2 separate regions of the Mus musculus genome follow, and region 2 is linked to region 1. A link is a loop called in an ENCODE intact Hi-C map of the cell type or tissue named here. Cell type or tissue: heart. All regions are shown on one strand.

What was found. Hi-C counts contacts between places; a loop is a spot of excess contacts. Peaks named below come from ENCODE experiments on the same cell type or tissue, not always from the same donor. Only the 100,000 strongest peaks of a DNase experiment are listed, where the experiment ranks them.
Region 2: it touches region 1 in a loop (4-fold over the local background); 6 of 42 quality-filtered maps call a loop at or near these places.

The regions. Positions count from the first base shown.
Region 1 is chr11:105,343,360-105,351,359 of GRCm38, forward strand. It overlaps Mrc2 (mannose receptor, C type 2), which reads left to right. Exons shown (of 30, transcript NM_008626.3): 20 at 97-239; 21 at 2,851-2,965; 22 at 3,071-3,234; 23 at 3,361-3,469; 24 at 3,876-4,114; 25 at 4,240-4,408; 26 at 4,501-4,647; 27 at 4,948-5,067; 28 at 5,239-5,418; 29 at 6,209-6,235; 30 at 6,340-7,786. The coding sequence ends at 6,566. Among named protein-coding and RNA genes, the nearest start is that of Mrc2, 55 kb to the left of the region's middle. In heart, CTCF peaks have their summits at 2,103 (motif pointing right) and 4,610 (motif pointing right); a DNase peak (open chromatin) is centred at 4,622; H3K4me3 peaks cover 465 bases; H3K27ac peaks cover 2,196 bases.
Region 2 is chr11:105,853,328-105,861,327 of GRCm38, forward strand. Tanc2 (tetratricopeptide repeat, ankyrin repeat and coiled-coil containing 2) reads left to right here. Exons shown (of 26, transcript NM_181071.3): 11 at 4,070-4,301. Among named protein-coding and RNA genes, the nearest start is that of Cyb561, 87 kb to the right of the region's middle. In heart, a CTCF peak has its summit at 4,938 (motif pointing left); no DNase peak of the experiment used is centred here.

The DNA.
Region 1 (8,000 bases):
GAACTTGAGCTCAGCCCATATTCTCAGGGCATGGGACCAAGAGTGCTGCCTGCCCTGCCCGACCCTAGGGTAACCATTCTCTTTTCCCCTTCACAGAGGACTGGGGGGACCAGAGGTGCCATACGGCTTTGCCCTACATCTGTAAGCGCAGCAATAGCTCTGGAGAGACTCAGCCCCAAGACTTGCCACCTTCAGCCTTAGGAGGCTGCCCCTCCGGTTGGAACCAGTTCCTCAATAAGGTAGGGAGTTGGGAAGGGACACGGAGAGTCAGAGGAGAGGATGGGAACAGGTGTTGGCTGAGCCTCAGGCATCCCCCCAGCTGTTCTGCCACACCTTTCATCTGTCCGCACACACCTCTCTGTGCCAATGAAAGTGAGGTTCCTTGGAAAGTGGCTCAGTGTTGGTCCACCAGGGAGCAAAATTATCTAAATACTTTGGTGAGTTTTCTAGACCAATAGTTGTCAAGCCTTTTGATAATGAACTCTATTAATAAAACAAATTATTGAGCATTCGTACCCAATCTGTGTGTATATGTTATTTATGTATATGTACATGTGCATGCAGATAAAATTTATAGTTACTCCTATACTACAAAACTATCACCACATGGAGTCAAATATGCACAAGAACAGAACTAAAAACAGATAAAGATAAAAATAGTATCTTTTAAAATTCTCCTATTAGAGCCAGGCAGTGGTGGTACACACCTTTAATCCCAGTACTTAGGAGGTAGAGGCAGGCAGATTTCTGAGTTCAAGGCCAGCCTGGTCTACAGAGTGAGTTCCAGTACAGCCAGGGCTACACAGAGAAACTCTGTCTCGAAAAAAAAAATCTCTATTAGTAAAACAAAAATATGTTTGGGCCATGTGACTGATCAATTATAATAATTAATATTTATGCAATTTTAATAAGAACATATGACTACATACATTTCATTTTCTTGTTTTGCAGAATAAAAATCCATTTATTTTTCATTTGATTTTATTTTTCCACCGATACATAAAAACACAAGAATGATAGCTATTCGGGGGATGCCATGTAATATTTTGTACATTCGTACATTGTATAATGCTTATATTAGGGTAAATGCATCTGTCCCCTGAAGTCATGGTCTTGTTTTAAGGAAAACCATCCCAAGTCCTTCCTTCTAGCTGTTTGACATACTCAATATGTTCTGCCCTGCAGTTACCTCACTGCAGGTGACTTTATCGTGGCGTTACCTTACTGCACACTAGCACCAAAGAACTAGATTGCACATAACCGTACCTCAGTACTCAGTGGCCAACCTTTCCCTGTCCCCATTATGCCCACTGACTGACTCTGCTCTCAACTTTTTTTTTTTTCTTTTTGGGTTTTTAAGACAAGGTTTCTCTGTGTAGCCTTGACTGTCTGGGAACTCACTCTGTAGACCAGGCTGGCCTAGAACTCACAAAGATCCACCTGTCTCTGCCTCTGTCTTGTGAGTGCTAGGATTAAAGCCGTGTGCTGCCACCCCTTTTGAGACAGGGTCTCATGCAACCTAGGTTATCCTTGAACTCACTATGTATGACTGAACTTTTGAAGGTCCAAATGCAGGAATCACAGGTTTATGCAGTTTTAGGCAGTGCTAGGAATAGGACCTAGAGTCTCTGCATGCCAGGCAAACACTTTACCAACTGAGCTATATGCCCCATCAGAAGTTTATTTTTTGCATGCTTAGGTGTGGTTGGCACATGCATGTATGTGCACAGGCCAGAGGTTAACCTTGGGTATTTCCTTAATAATATATAAACCTTATATACAGAGGCAGGGTCTCTCATGTAAGCCCAAAGCTTGCTGATTTGGCTGGTCTAGCTAAGCAGCTTGCTCTAGACACCATCTGTCACCATCTCCCGAGTGCTGGCATGACAAGTGGCCCCCAAACTTAGAGCACTCACATGCGTGCTGGGGATATAAACTCTGGTTCTCATGCTTATCCAGTAAGCACGTTATCCATCCCCACATGTGGACGAAACCACACTGTGTTTCTTTCTGTGTTCAATTTTAAACATTCTTTCCCTTAATTTTTATTTTTTTAATTTTATGCCAGCATGTATGTGTGTGCACCTCTTATGGGCAATACCCATTGAGGCCAGAAGAGGGCATGAGAGCCCTTGGGACTGGAGTTACAGACAGTTGTGAGCTGCTGCTGTGTGGAGCCCAATCCAGGTCTTCTGGGGGGAGCAGCTGATGCTGAGCCATCCTTTGCAGTAGAACCTAAAGGTTTTCTTTTTCTTGACAACATTTAGAAAATTGTCTTTCTTAGTGTTTTAATTTGGGCACAATGGTATATACTTGTAATTCAGACCCTGGAAGGCTAGAGGACAGTGGGGCCACAAGGAGAAACTTCTCAAAACAAAAGTTCAAACAACAACGAAAACTCAAAAAATGAAAAGTGGGAAGGACTTAGGGGTTTGGCTCATTGGTAGAGTGCTTGCCTAGCATATGTGAGGCCCTTAGTCAGACAGGCAGACAGACAGACAGACATGTGCATGTTTGTACAAACACTCGCGCGCACACACACACACATACACATAAATAGTATTCAATACTAGGGAGTCTGAGGCAAAAAGATCCTGAGTTCCAGGCCAGCTTGGGCTACATAGCAAGACCCTGTCTCAAATAATAACAAGCTCCCCACCCACCACCACTAGAATGTGGGCATTTGTGACTTCTGTGCCAGGATGGGAGGGTGGGGCTTTGTCCAGGGAGATCCAGACGCCCTGTGTATGAAAGCCCAGAGCATCAGCTGCTGAGGGCTACCCAGCAGGGCTTCTGGGTATGTGGACAGGGATGTAGAGCTGTGTATCAATTCCATCCCCTGCTCCACAGTGTTTCCGAATCCAGGGCCAGGACCCCCAGGACAGGGTGAAATGGTCAGAGGCACAGTTCTCCTGTGAACAGCAAGAAGCCCAGCTGGTCACCATTGCAAACCCCTTAGAGCAAGGTAGGGTCAACCTATGGGGAGGTGCTGGTGTCTCCCCACAACTCGCTACAGCAGAGCAAACAGGGGCTACCCCATCACTCTTTCCTTTCTTCTGGGGGACTGCAGCATTTATCACAGCCAGCCTCCCCAACGTGACCTTTGACCTTTGGATTGGCCTGCATGCCTCTCAGAGGGACTTCCAGTGGATTGAACAAGAACCCCTGCTCTATACCAACTGGGCACCAGGAGAGCCCTCTGGCCCCAGCCCTGCTCCCAGTGGCACCAAGCCGGTGAGGACCCACACCACAGTGCTTTTCTCTGTCGCTGTCCCCCTCTCCCCTACCTCGCCCTTCCAGCCTCAGCTGTCCTTAGATGGGGCAGCCACTGAGGTTCCCCTAAGTAGCCTTTTCCCCCAGACCAGCTGTGCGGTGATCCTGCACAGCCCCTCAGCCCACTTCACTGGCCGCTGGGATGATCGGAGCTGCACAGAGGAGACGCATGGCTTCATCTGCCAGAAGGGCACAGGTACACGCAGCTGCTACACAGAGACACCCCTGCACTGGCTAGCTGCTCTGGGCCGGTCCAGAAGGAACCAAACATTGAATCTCTTTTCAGGGGCCATAGAGGTCCCTCCAGAGTCATGTATCTGCTTGGGAAGCAGGTGGTCTGCGGGGGGGGGGGGGGTGTGTGTGTGTGACATGCTGCTATGTCTAGGGTCAGAACCCCTGAGGTTCAACGTCAAGGCATCTCCAGCTCCTTCTGCATGTTAGCAAATAGAAAGCTCACTGATAAGGATGGCGACTGGCCATCCCCAGTGGAGACCTGCTCTGAGTCTGATGTCTGGTTTTCCCTAGCTTAGTCTCATACCTGGGAATGGGGTAAGGGTGGATGGGGCAGAGCTCGGTCTGAGTCCTGCCCCCTTTCCCTGTAGACCCCTCGCTAAGCCCATCCCCAGCAGCAACACCCCCTGCCCCGGGCGCTGAGCTCTCCTATCTCAACCACACCTTCCGGCTGCTGCAGAAGCCACTGCGCTGGAAAGATGCTCTCCTGCTGTGTGAGAGCCGAAATGCCAGCCTGGCACACGTGCCCGATCCCTACACACAAGCCTTCCTCACACAGGCTGCACGGGGGCTGCAAACACCACTGTGGATCGGGCTGGCCAGTGAGGAGGTGGGCTCCTAGGTCAAGATTTTGCCTCGCTTACCCCCACCCTACCTTCTGCCTTGATTTCACTTCCTCCTTCCACCTTGAGAGTATGTTCCCTTTATTCTCACCTATGGCTACCTAATACCCAGGGCTCACGGAGGTATTCCTGGCTCTCAGAGGAGCCTCTGAATTATGTGAGCTGGCAAGATGAGGAGCCCCAGCACTCGGGAGGCTGTGCCTACGTGGATGTGGATGGAACCTGGCGCACCACCAGCTGTGATACCAAGCTGCAGGGGGCAGTGTGTGGGGTGAGCAGGGGTGAGTACCACCCGTGAGGGCCAAGGCTTGCGCAGGTGCAGGTGGTTCTGGGAAGATGTTCGGGCTACGTCTTCAATTCTGCACTCCAACAGGGCCCCCACCCCGAAGGATAAACTACCGTGGCAGCTGTCCTCAGGGCTTGGCTGACTCGTCCTGGATTCCCTTCAGGGAGCATTGCTATTCTTTCCACATGGAGGTGCTGTTGGGCCACAAGGAGGCGCTGCAGCGCTGTCAGAAAGGTGGGTGAGAGCAGCCTAGCCCAGATCCGGGACTCTGAGGCCTGGAGAAAGAACTTCCCCTCTGCCTATAGGCACTTATCTCAAGCTCCCCTCGCTGTTTAATACACAGACCATGTTGTGTCATCTACAGAATATCCCACGGTCCACAAGTGCTGAGATTCACACCATCTTGCACTTGAGCTGCCAGAGAAGAGTGCCGGGGTTGCTGTGAAGCGGGAGGGGGGGGAAGTAGTTTGGGGGGGGGGTCTATCACCATAAGGAGAATCTGCTTGTCCTGACATGGGCTTTCTTTGTGTCCAGCTGGTGGGACGGTTCTGTCCATTCTTGATGAGATGGAGAATGTGTTTGTCTGGGAGCACCTGCAGACAGCTGAAGCCCAAAGTCGAGGTGCCTGGTTGGGCATGAACTTCAACCCCAAAGGTGGGTGCTCTGTGTACGGGAAGGGAAGGGCTCAGGCTGCAAGAGGGATGCTTACCACTGTCTCCAGGCTTGTGAAAGTACAGCAGTGGATCGTGGTTATCGCCTCCCACCTAGAAACCCCCCTTCCACCTATTCCCATTCCCACACCTTCCCAATGGGTTCCTTCCACAGGAGGCACGCTGGTCTGGCAAGACAACACAGCTGTGAACTATTCTAACTGGGGGCCCCCTGGCCTGGGCCCTAGCATGCTAAGCCACAACAGCTGCTACTGGATCCAGAGCAGCAGCGGACTGTGGCGCCCCGGGGCTTGTACCAACATCACCATGGGAGTTGTCTGCAAGCTCCCTAGAGGTAAGCCAGGATCTCGGTCAACAGCTGGGCCCATAGCTGGACTCACAGCTGGATGTCCAGCTGGGTCTAGGGTTACTTGATATACAGGGGCATCTGCTTTGGCCGGAGGGCATCAAGTACATTAGTTTGCAGCAAGGACTGACGCAGGGCCTCAACTTTCCAAAGTACACATAAGCCCAGAGGACAGCAAGCCCCATCATTCTATAGTGGTTAGGGACAAGGGATGGTCAAGCCCTGGACACTCACGTATTGACTCTGAGGCCTGGGGATATAGTCCATTTGGTAAAGTCACGCAAGCACCAGGATCCGAGTTAAGATTCCCAGCACCCCAATAAAATCCCAACATTGAGTGCCATCACCTGTAACCCTAAGACAGAAAGGGAGACGTGTATTTGTGTTTTATAGGCCCCTGGAGCTCATTCACCAGCCATGAGCTGAATCCATACGTTGTAGGTTCAGTGGTAGACCCTGCCTCAAAACACCGAGGTAGAGAGGCATCAAGGAAGACACAGTGCAATAACCTTGACCTCTGACCTCTACGCACATGCACACTCACAAGTATCTGCTTATATTCACCTATAAGAACACATACATAGACACACACACACCTGTCCCATCAGCTTCCTCATATATAGAACGGAAATAGTAGAAGCCAGGTCCTAGAGTCCTGGGAGGTTCAGTGACTCTGCAAGGTGACATTCACAAAGCAGTTCACAGGCACTTATTTAAATTGTGACTATGATTTCTGTGAGGACTGATTGTGATTCTCTGGCTCTCTCCTCTCCTACAGTGGAAGAGAACAGCTTCTTGCCATCAGGTGAGTGGAGGGAATGAGCGAGCCCCGGCCTGGTTCTTTCGCTGGCTCCTCTGTCCCTGTGGTCATGACTGGGGCCTGATGTGAACTCCCCACCTCCATCTCAGCAGCCCTCCCCGAGAGCCCGGTTGCCCTGGTGGTGGTGCTGACAGCGGTGCTGCTCCTCCTGGCCTTGATGACGGCAGCCCTCATCCTCTACCGGCGCCGACAGAGTGCGGAGCGTGGGTCCTTCGAGGGGGCCCGCTACAGTCGCAGCAGCCACTCTGGCCCCGCAGAGGCCACCGAGAAGAACATTCTGGTGTCTGACATGGAAATGAACGAACAGCAAGAATAGAGCCAAGGGCGTGGTCGGGGTGGAGCCAAAGCGGGGGAGGCAGGGGCCCCAAGGGCGTGGTCGGGGTGGAGCCAGAGCGGGTAAGGCAGGGGCCCCAGGTCAGCAGGCCCCCATCACCCATCAGCCCAGTTGTCTTTGGATGGCAACCCTTGGGAGTTGCTACTGGGTGCCGGGGGCATAGCTTGCCATGGGGTGGGAGTACCCAGCCTACCATAGAGGCTAGGCTGAGACTTGGCAGTGGGTCATGTTCCCCTTTCCCTTGGGCCTGGGATCGTGTCACCTGGACCTGGACCCCATGGCAACTGGAGGCAATATGAGAAGGGACATGAGCTTATTCATGTCTTTTCCTCCCCAGATCCCTGAGCCTAAACCTGCTGACCTGCAGCCTAGGATTCTTTCCTATCTGTAGGCCTGGAAAGCCTGCCCCGTCCCTTGGGGTGGCTCTCTGTCACCTCTCCTACTCGGCTACATCAGCTCTGTCTCCTCACCCTGCCCTCGTGCCTTTTTTTCCACCCAGTGCCTCCTTCTGAGCCATGGCCCTGGGACTTGGGTGATCTCTCTCTCTCTCTCTCTCTCTCTCTCTCTCATTCTCTCTCTCTTTCTCTCTGGGTGGGGGTCAGCTGAAGAGGCTGGCCAAGCATCTGTCACTCCTGTGCCTGCTGGAATGGACCTAGGGTATGGCAGGAGGGAGCCTAGGTGGCTCAGGTGTACAAACCAGGGCACCGGTGTGGTGTCTGCTGGAGTAGAGATGGAACTTCGGAGAGACACCTTATCCACTCACAGGGTGTCATCTCCTGCTGGTCAGGGGAGGGCTCTGTCCTTGAAAGAGTCCCCTGTGGGGACCAAAATAAGTTCCCTAATGTCTCCGGCTTCTGGCTCTGGCTTGGAGAGAGGGAAGATGGTTTGGAGGGGGAGGGGCGCTGGTGAGGCTGTAACCTGGGACAGCACCAGGTGCTACCATCTGGTGTGGCCTAGGAGACCAACTCATGGAACCACTCAGCACCTTTTTCCAGAGGAGAGTCCCAGCCAGGATGGAGAGTGCCAGTCCCCGTGTCCCAGTGCAGGACGATGTGAACAAAAACTCAAAGCGGACCCTCTATTGTAGTTCTTGATTCTCGAAATGTGCTATTATTGTTTGTCTTTTTTTTTTTTTTTTTAAAGAAGGAAAAAGAGAAAAAGAATAGCAAACAAATAAAAACCTTCCAGAGGCTTGAGAAGTCAGCGTTTGTGCCTCCTTCTCTGCAGAGTCTGACCCCCGCAGCCCTGTAGGGACAGATGGCAGCTCTGTCCAGTTGTTTCTGTAGCCTGCCATTTTGCCTCTGAGCTTTTGGCTCTCCTCAGGAGACAAGTCGTCCCTGCCTACAAGCGTGTGAACTTGGGCACCTGAGCTCATTGTCCCATCAGCTTGAATAGGGCGTAGAGGATCTCCTAGGG
Region 2 (8,000 bases), 510 kb after region 1:
ATTAGAGCCCTTACTTTAACTGTTGACACACTCTGAGGCTGAGACTTGAATTTTCGCTGTAGTTCAGCCAACCTTACAATGAGAGTTTCCGTTTGATTTTCTGCAACTTGAGCTCTGTTGCTACAAGAGAGAAGATTTTCTTCTAGGACACACTTAGCAACTTTTAGATCGTTTACTTGTGTCTGGAGCCTTTCGATTTTATCACACAACTCCTTCCTTTCATTCATCATTCTTTCCACAGATACTAAGAGCAGCCAGCCAGTAAAATCATTTTCCGATTTTTTCCCCATCTTGTAGAAAGCTTTGTGCACTGAATCACCTAATTCATTAAGAAAATCAAGGGCATTAGCTTCTTTAAGTTCGGAATATAGTTTCAACCATGGGTCTTCAAAATTCTCTGAGCTCCCAGGAGGGAGAGAATCTGGAGAGGTTTCAATAGTTGAAAGTGCTGGTGGATCAACAAGCCAATTCCAGTATTTTAAAAGATTCATCCTTGTACTTCTGTTACTCTAGAACCACTCCTGGTACCAACTTCTGTATTAGTCAGGGTTCTCTAGAGTCACAGAACTTATGGATAGTCTCTAGATAGTAAAGGAATTTATTGATGACTTACAGTCGGCAGCCCAATTCCCAACAATTGTTCAGTCGCAGCTGTGAATGGAAGTCCAAGGATCTAGCAGTTACTCAGTCTCACACGGCAAGCAGGCGAAGGAGCAAGAGCAAGAGCTAGACTCCCTTCTTCCAATGTCCTTATATTGTCTCCAGCAGAAGGTGTAGCCCAGATTAAAGGTGTGTTCCACCACACCTTTAATCCCAGATGAAAGGCGTAGCCCAGATTAAAGGTGTGTTTCTTAAACTCGGAGATTCAATCTTCTGGAATCCATAGCCACTATGGCTCAAGATCTTCAAACCAAGATCCAGATAAGGATCTCCAAGCCTCCAGATAAGGGTCACTGGTGAGCCTTCCAATTCCAGATTGTAGTTCATTTCAAATATTGTCAAGTTGACAACCAGGAATAGCCACTACAGTCCCCAATGAAGGAGCCAGAGAAATACCCAGGGAGCTGAAGGGGTCTGAAGCCCCATAGGAGGAACATCAATATGAACTAACCAGTACCCCCAGAGCTCCTTGGAACTATACCACCAATCAAAGAAAACACATTGTGGCTCTTGCTATATATGTAGCAGAGGATGGCCTACTCAGTCATCAATGGGAGGAGAGGCCCTTGGTCCTGTGAAGGCTCTATGCCCCAGTATAGGGGAATGCAAGGAACAGGAATGGGAGTGGGTGGGTTGGGGAGCAGGCAGAGGGGGTAGGGGATAGGGGATTTTCAGAGGGGAAACTAGGAAAAGGATAACATTTGAAATGTAAATAAAATATCTAAAGAAGGAAGGAAGGAAAGAAAGAAGGAAGAAACAGCTAAAAATGAGATTAAGACAAGAGATCTTGAGAAAAAAAGAGTCCATGCAGGGAAAGGGTTGTGCCAGTTGGTTTATTAAGGTAGACGGATTCTGAGCCATTTCTGAGCTATAACTATAATGAGTATAACAAATTCCTCAAAGCTGTAAAGTGCTGTATAAATGTACCTTTTTCCCAGTGTCATGAGAGACTCAGGAAAGGTACATACATTTAGGCTTGCTCCCTGTTTTTATAGATAGGAAATATTTAGGTAGTATCAAATGACAATTTAGAGGGCTGGAGAGATGACTCAGTGCTTAAGAGCACTTGCTGTTTTTCCAAAGGACCTAGGTTCAATTCCTAGCACCCACATGGCAGTTAACAATTGTCTGTAACTCCAGTTCCACGTGATCTGATGCCATCTTCTGGCCCACAAGCATCAGGCATTTTGATACAGGCTCACTGAAACTGTAGCTCATGATAAACTATGCTAGCTGGCAGAGGTCTGTCTGTCTACACCTACCCAGCACTGATTTTACTGACACACAGCCTTTTAGACATGGGTGCTGTCATTTTATCTGACTGAGACAGCTCAGTGCCTAACATAGTTTTCATGGAATTTATTTACTTATACATACCACGTAACTACTTTGAAATGTGCAATTAATAACCTATTTTGAATCATCTTGCAAATCTGAAGATATTGAGTGGATTTTCTACCTGAATTCTTCAAAGAAATCAAGACTTTATATTTGGAATGCCAAATACTAAAATTAAAAGAGGAGCAGCTTTAGAATCTATAACTGTACACTGACTTTTGTTAAATGAAACCTCATTAATCCAAGTCCACATCTGACAGCTTCCGTGTAGTTCAGTGACAGAGTGCTTGGCAGTAAATATAAGTGCCTGGGCTCCATTCCCAGTACTGGAAACATCTCCAAGTACACATAATGATTTTTAACAAAATCAGTAAAAGAAAGTTTTATAATCTTTATCTGTAAAATAATACCTCACTACATTACATAAAAAGCAAGTTATACAAGGCTCGCTGAGCTGTGCATTGCCTCCACATCTGGAATCAATTGAAGCAAAGTGTGGTGAGCCTACATGTTGATTCAAAGACCTGTGTCTGTGAAGACAATAACCACTGGCTGCACAGTTGGCTGAGAGGACGAGGTTTCCCTCTAGGGAACACTGTCTTTAACATAGATAATAAAGCAGAAACTAATCACCTAAAGAAAAGGATGGAGCTCTAAATACAACCTCTGGTTTCTAGTCCTCCTATGGAGTTCAGACTTCTTTGTTTCACTCATAAGCAATTCCTGTAGTTAGCTTTAAATATACAATAACATCCAATATTATTTGATTTCCTTTATGTTTAATGAGAAAGATTTTTACTGCTTAAAAGAGTTGACATTTACAGAATGTATTAAAGAGACTACCACACTTACAGATTAGGAGGTTTGTTTTTTGTTTTTTCAGAATAGAACGCCTCTGCTGTAAACTTGTCTAAGAGGGAAGTAAAGAACAGCATTCCCAGTACGTTCATGAGTGCTATTGGGATGTCTGAGCTACCTATAGGCACAAAGTTAGTTGCTAAGTGAGCACTCAGCACAGTGATGGTGGTACCGCTTAAGATGAGTGTGGACGTGGTGGTGACCATGATGAAGAGGGCAAAATCAGCTAATGTCATTACCCTCTTACTGTGTTCTAAGCACCTTGTCAGACTCTTTCCATAAATCAAGCTTGAATCTCTCCTATTGATGCCATGTTTTCTACTGTATGCAATCACTTTTCTTGGCAGTAATGAGCCAGAAGAGTAATCTATATTAAAGTCACTCTCTGTGCTAGGCGTGAGCAGGTGGAGGTGGAGGCAGGAGGATCAGGAGTTCCAGGCCAGCCTCAGCTCCATGAGTGCAACCCTATCAAAAAGAAGGAGGGGTCTTTTTTGCACTTGCACTTGAGGCAAAAAAAAAAAAAAAAAAAAAACAACCATAACAGAAGATATGGAGTAAATTCTGTGCAACTCTAATGGACAGCTTAAAACAGACAGACAGACAGACAGCCCAGAACCTGAATGTTATTAATACTCTTAAACTCTTAGAATTTAAGACCCACATTTAGCAAAAATCTCACCTTTTTCCTTCTTTCCTTTTTTCTAATTTTGGTACTTTTCCTCTGTTTGAATTTTCAGAAACTGTTCACTGATAATTTTTAGATCTAAGTTATTTTATTTTATAGGCTCATCTTTTAAAGAACAGGACTGTACCATAAAGTGATGTGAGCATGTGTATCTCTTGAGACTACCATGGTTTTCCTCACTGTTTTATTTCTAATGCTTTGTTACAAGAGTAGACCTTTCTATACTACTGTGTGGAATAAATGTTTGCAATATTAATGTACCTCTTCCTTCTCAGTCTTGCTTCTTATCTCATACAATCGAGAAGGCGTAGCCCATTTTATTTATAAACTTTAATTTTAGGTTGTTAGAATATATACATGTATTATGTCTAATTTTTGACTGTGCATAAATTATGCAGTTGCATTAGTGGCTTTTATTTTTATTTGAAAAAAAATTGAGAAAATGGAGAAACCAAAGACAGTGTTAGGGTATGGTCATATGTAACCATAGCTGCTAATAAGCCTGTTTGCAATCTCATCTTTCCATAGGTGGTTGCCTATCACTATTGCCAGGCAGATAATGCCTACACCTGCCTGGTACCAGAATTCGTCCACAATGTTGCTGCCCTGCTCTGCCGCTCACCTCAGCTGACAGCTTACCGGGAACAGCTTCTTCGGGAGCCTCACCTGCAGAGCATGCTAAGCCTCCGGTCCTGTGTTCAAGATCCCATGGCCTCCTTCCGGAGAGGAGTCCTAGAGCCCTTGGAGAACCTCCACAAAGGTATAAATAAGGTTGAAAAGAGCCGTGGTCACTTGCGTTGTGATATAGAAATGATTGTGTTTATTACATTGTCAGAACTAAATGTTCTATAGCTGATGTCTACAGAGTACAGCATGCAGAAGACTTTTCTTGGGTAGAGTGTGATAATGCACATATGTAGTCCCAGCATTTGGAAGAGGCTAGGGTAGGTGGACTGCTTCAATCCAGGAATTAAAAACAAACCTAGGCAATGTAACAGGACGCATTTCAAAATAACAAATCTATGTAGAAACTGATCCTTCCTCCTTCCTTTGTAAAAGTTCTTATTTTGATTTCCAAATAATTTTAGTTTTCTTATAATAAAGGTAGTAGAGCTTCTAATCCTTTCTGTGGAAGTAGAATTAATCAATAAAGTTGCTGCTCCATCTCACTCTTTCAGAGTTTGTAGGGCTAGAATCTATAGTTAGAAAATATCTGCAGTACATTTATTATGCCACCCATGGCTGCATACCTCACTCAGTATTGACACTAGAAATCACTTACTGTTCACTTGGAAGGTATGTAAAAAGGCACATGGACATTTTGTGGTACATAAATTGTATCAGAAAAGCTAGTGGTTGTTAATGAAAATGAAATGAGTGGGCTCTGTCTCCCTCTTGTGCTCATGCCTTACCTTTTCCTTTCCAGCCCTGGTACTCACTGAAGCCTAAGCACAGTCATCTCCTTAAACCTCTCTCCACATTTTTTCACCTTTTAAATTTTTTATTTTTAGTGTGGGGAGGCAGGTTGGTGTGGAGCATTGCATCCATAATACAGCTATATGTGAATGTACACATCCACATGTAAAGAGGCCAGAGGAAGAGGCTGGTGTCTTCCTCTGTAGCTCTCTTCATTAATTGTCGTAACGCTGGGTCTCTGACTGACTGACCATTGAGCTCCTGAATCTTCCTGTCTCTCCTCCCACCCCCAGCACTGGGGTTTCTGGCATGTGCTGCCATACTCAGCTTTTTACATGTGTGCTTGGGAGTCCAGCTTTTGCATAGCACTCTTTTTTTTTTAGATTTATTTATTTATTATATGTGAGTACACTGTAGCTGTCCTCAGATACCCCATAAGAGGGCATTAGATTTTGTTACAGATGGTTGTGAGCCACCATATGGTTGCTGGGATTTGAACTCGGAACCTTCGGAAGAGCAGTCGGCGCTCTTAACCACTGAGCCATCTCGCCAGCCCCCTGCATAGCACTCTGAGCACAATGCTGAGTCGTCCACTACACACTGTGGGCATGCACCCCAAGAAGGTAAATACTGCAGCAGTGTTGTCCAAAACAGTGGACTTAAAATAGAAGTCATTAACAATACTTAAACCTTAAATATGTATAGGTGAGCCTCTTCTAAATAACCTATAGGTCAAAGAGCAGGTCATACAAAGAATGTTTAATATTTCAAAATGAATGATGTAAAATAACTTGTGTGAGTTTCTTTCTTAAACTAGGAAAATAAATTTAATTAGTATAAATAAGGAAGTGATCTTCTAACAGAAATGATTGAAGTAGAAAGTTGATGTGAAATTGGATAATCAAGCCTCAACAAGACTGTTCAAAAAATATGGGAGAAAAACATGAATTAACAGCAACATAAATCAAGAGCTGGTACTACAGTTCATAAAAATATTTTTAAAAATAAACCATTATAAACAACCTTATCACAATAAAATTCAACAAACTGACTAAAGTAGACAGGTTATTCTTAAAACACACATATTGCTTAACATATTTTAAAAAAAAAAGAAAAGGACATTTCATGATTTAGTCAGGCAAGCATAACACTGATGGACATCAAAATGTCAAACATATGGATCTTTTAAAAACTAAAGAAAGAAGAAGTAGATTATACACCATTATTCCTCATGGCTATCATAACAAAATCGTTGAAGAAGAAAAAAGCTAATACCGAAGTTAGTTTCTACTTGGTCAGGATTACAGTGTTAGCTTAACATTTGGAAGTTAATCTATATAATTTATCATATTAACAAAGGCTCATCCATATAATTATCCTAATAAGTACATAAACCCAGATGTCCATCAATGTAATGAATAAACGGATTGTAAACTTGTTCAATGGAATTCTTCTTAGTAATAAAAAGAAACAAATACTACATTCAACAGTGTTAGTCTCAGAGGAAACAAATGTGTGTAGCCTGTGGTGATCGAATTTAAACACTGGCTAGCTGCCCTTTGATCACTGACAGGAAGGATACCTAAGGGAATTTTCTTGAATGACAGAAATGTTTTTCAATTTGACCAGGTTTTTAGTTGCGTGATTATATATATATTTACCAAAACTTATCAGAGTATATAATTGAAAATTATATATCAGAGTATATAATTGAATTAAAAATCATATATACATATCCTCAGGTAGCTAGAGTTTTCCTCCCAGGGGAGTTTTACGGAAAATACTTTTCAATTCGTAGTCAGGAATTAGATTGTTAATAACGCACTTCTCCTTTAAAAAAATATAGACAGTATTTTCCAAAATTTTTAAAGATTCCAAAAGCTTCCCAGTGGGCATTTGCTTCAGCCACCAATATGAAGTGAGAGAACAGGAGCACCAGAGCAGAAAGGAGGTGATTCTGAGGGACAGACAGTGGCTGTGGGTCTGTTAGCGACTCCTGTGTGCTGTACTCAGAAGCACACTAAGATGCAGTTGGGATTTCAGCACTCGCTGTTTCCTCTTCTCATTCAGTGTCTGTAATCATTACTTATCTCCGGCACCTATGTACAGTCCTAGAAGGGACTACTAGGGAAGACTCCAAAGATTTACTAAGGGTATATGTAAGCAAAGGCAATGAGGAACACCAGGGGATGTTATTTACAGGGGTTAAAGCAAGATTAAAAGCCTGGGAAACTTTTCCAGTGACTTCTCAGCTAGAGCAGTGACTCATAATTTAAAAGTCTCAGTTAGTCCATGACAAAATAAGAAAATGAGACTATCTAGAATTTGAGTGGTCATAGATACAGATTTTTAAAGTATAAAGAAGTTAATATATTTATTTTTTAATTAAAATTTTTTTCTGATGTAAAATGAAGTTTATTTGGGGCATGAGAAGGGGGCGTTGAGGAGAGAGTAGAGGCAGAGAAAGAGGGGACAGAAAAGGATGGAGAAAGAAAGGGAAGGAAAAGAGGAGGAGGCCAGAAAGAGCTAACATTTGTCTATGAAATAATTCTGATAATAAATAGTAGTTTCAGACTAGAGAAATGGCTCAGCCATTAAAGACTAAACTCACGATCAAAAAATAAATAGTATCTGCATTTTAAATGTTCATACATTTAAATGGCAGAATATAAAATATCAATTTTTGTTTGTCCTTACTTTATTTTAATTTTTTGGTTTTTTGTTTGTTTGTTTGTTTTTGTTTTTGTTTTTCGAGACAGGGTTTCTCTGTGTAGCCCTGGCTGTCCTGGAACTCACTTTATAGACCAGACTCAGAAATCTGCCTGCCTCTGCCTTCCAAGTGCTAGGATTAAAGGCATGCGTCACCACTGCCCAGCTATTTTAATTTTTAAAATTCTTTTAATATTCTGTAAAAGCTTGAAAATGAATATAAAGAAGCATTCATATAAGGCTATTGCATTTTAAAAGCAGTTTGAAGACATTAAAGTCTCTTCTCTTAAGTGTATAACTCGTGAATCTCATTAGACAAAAAAAGAAATTATTT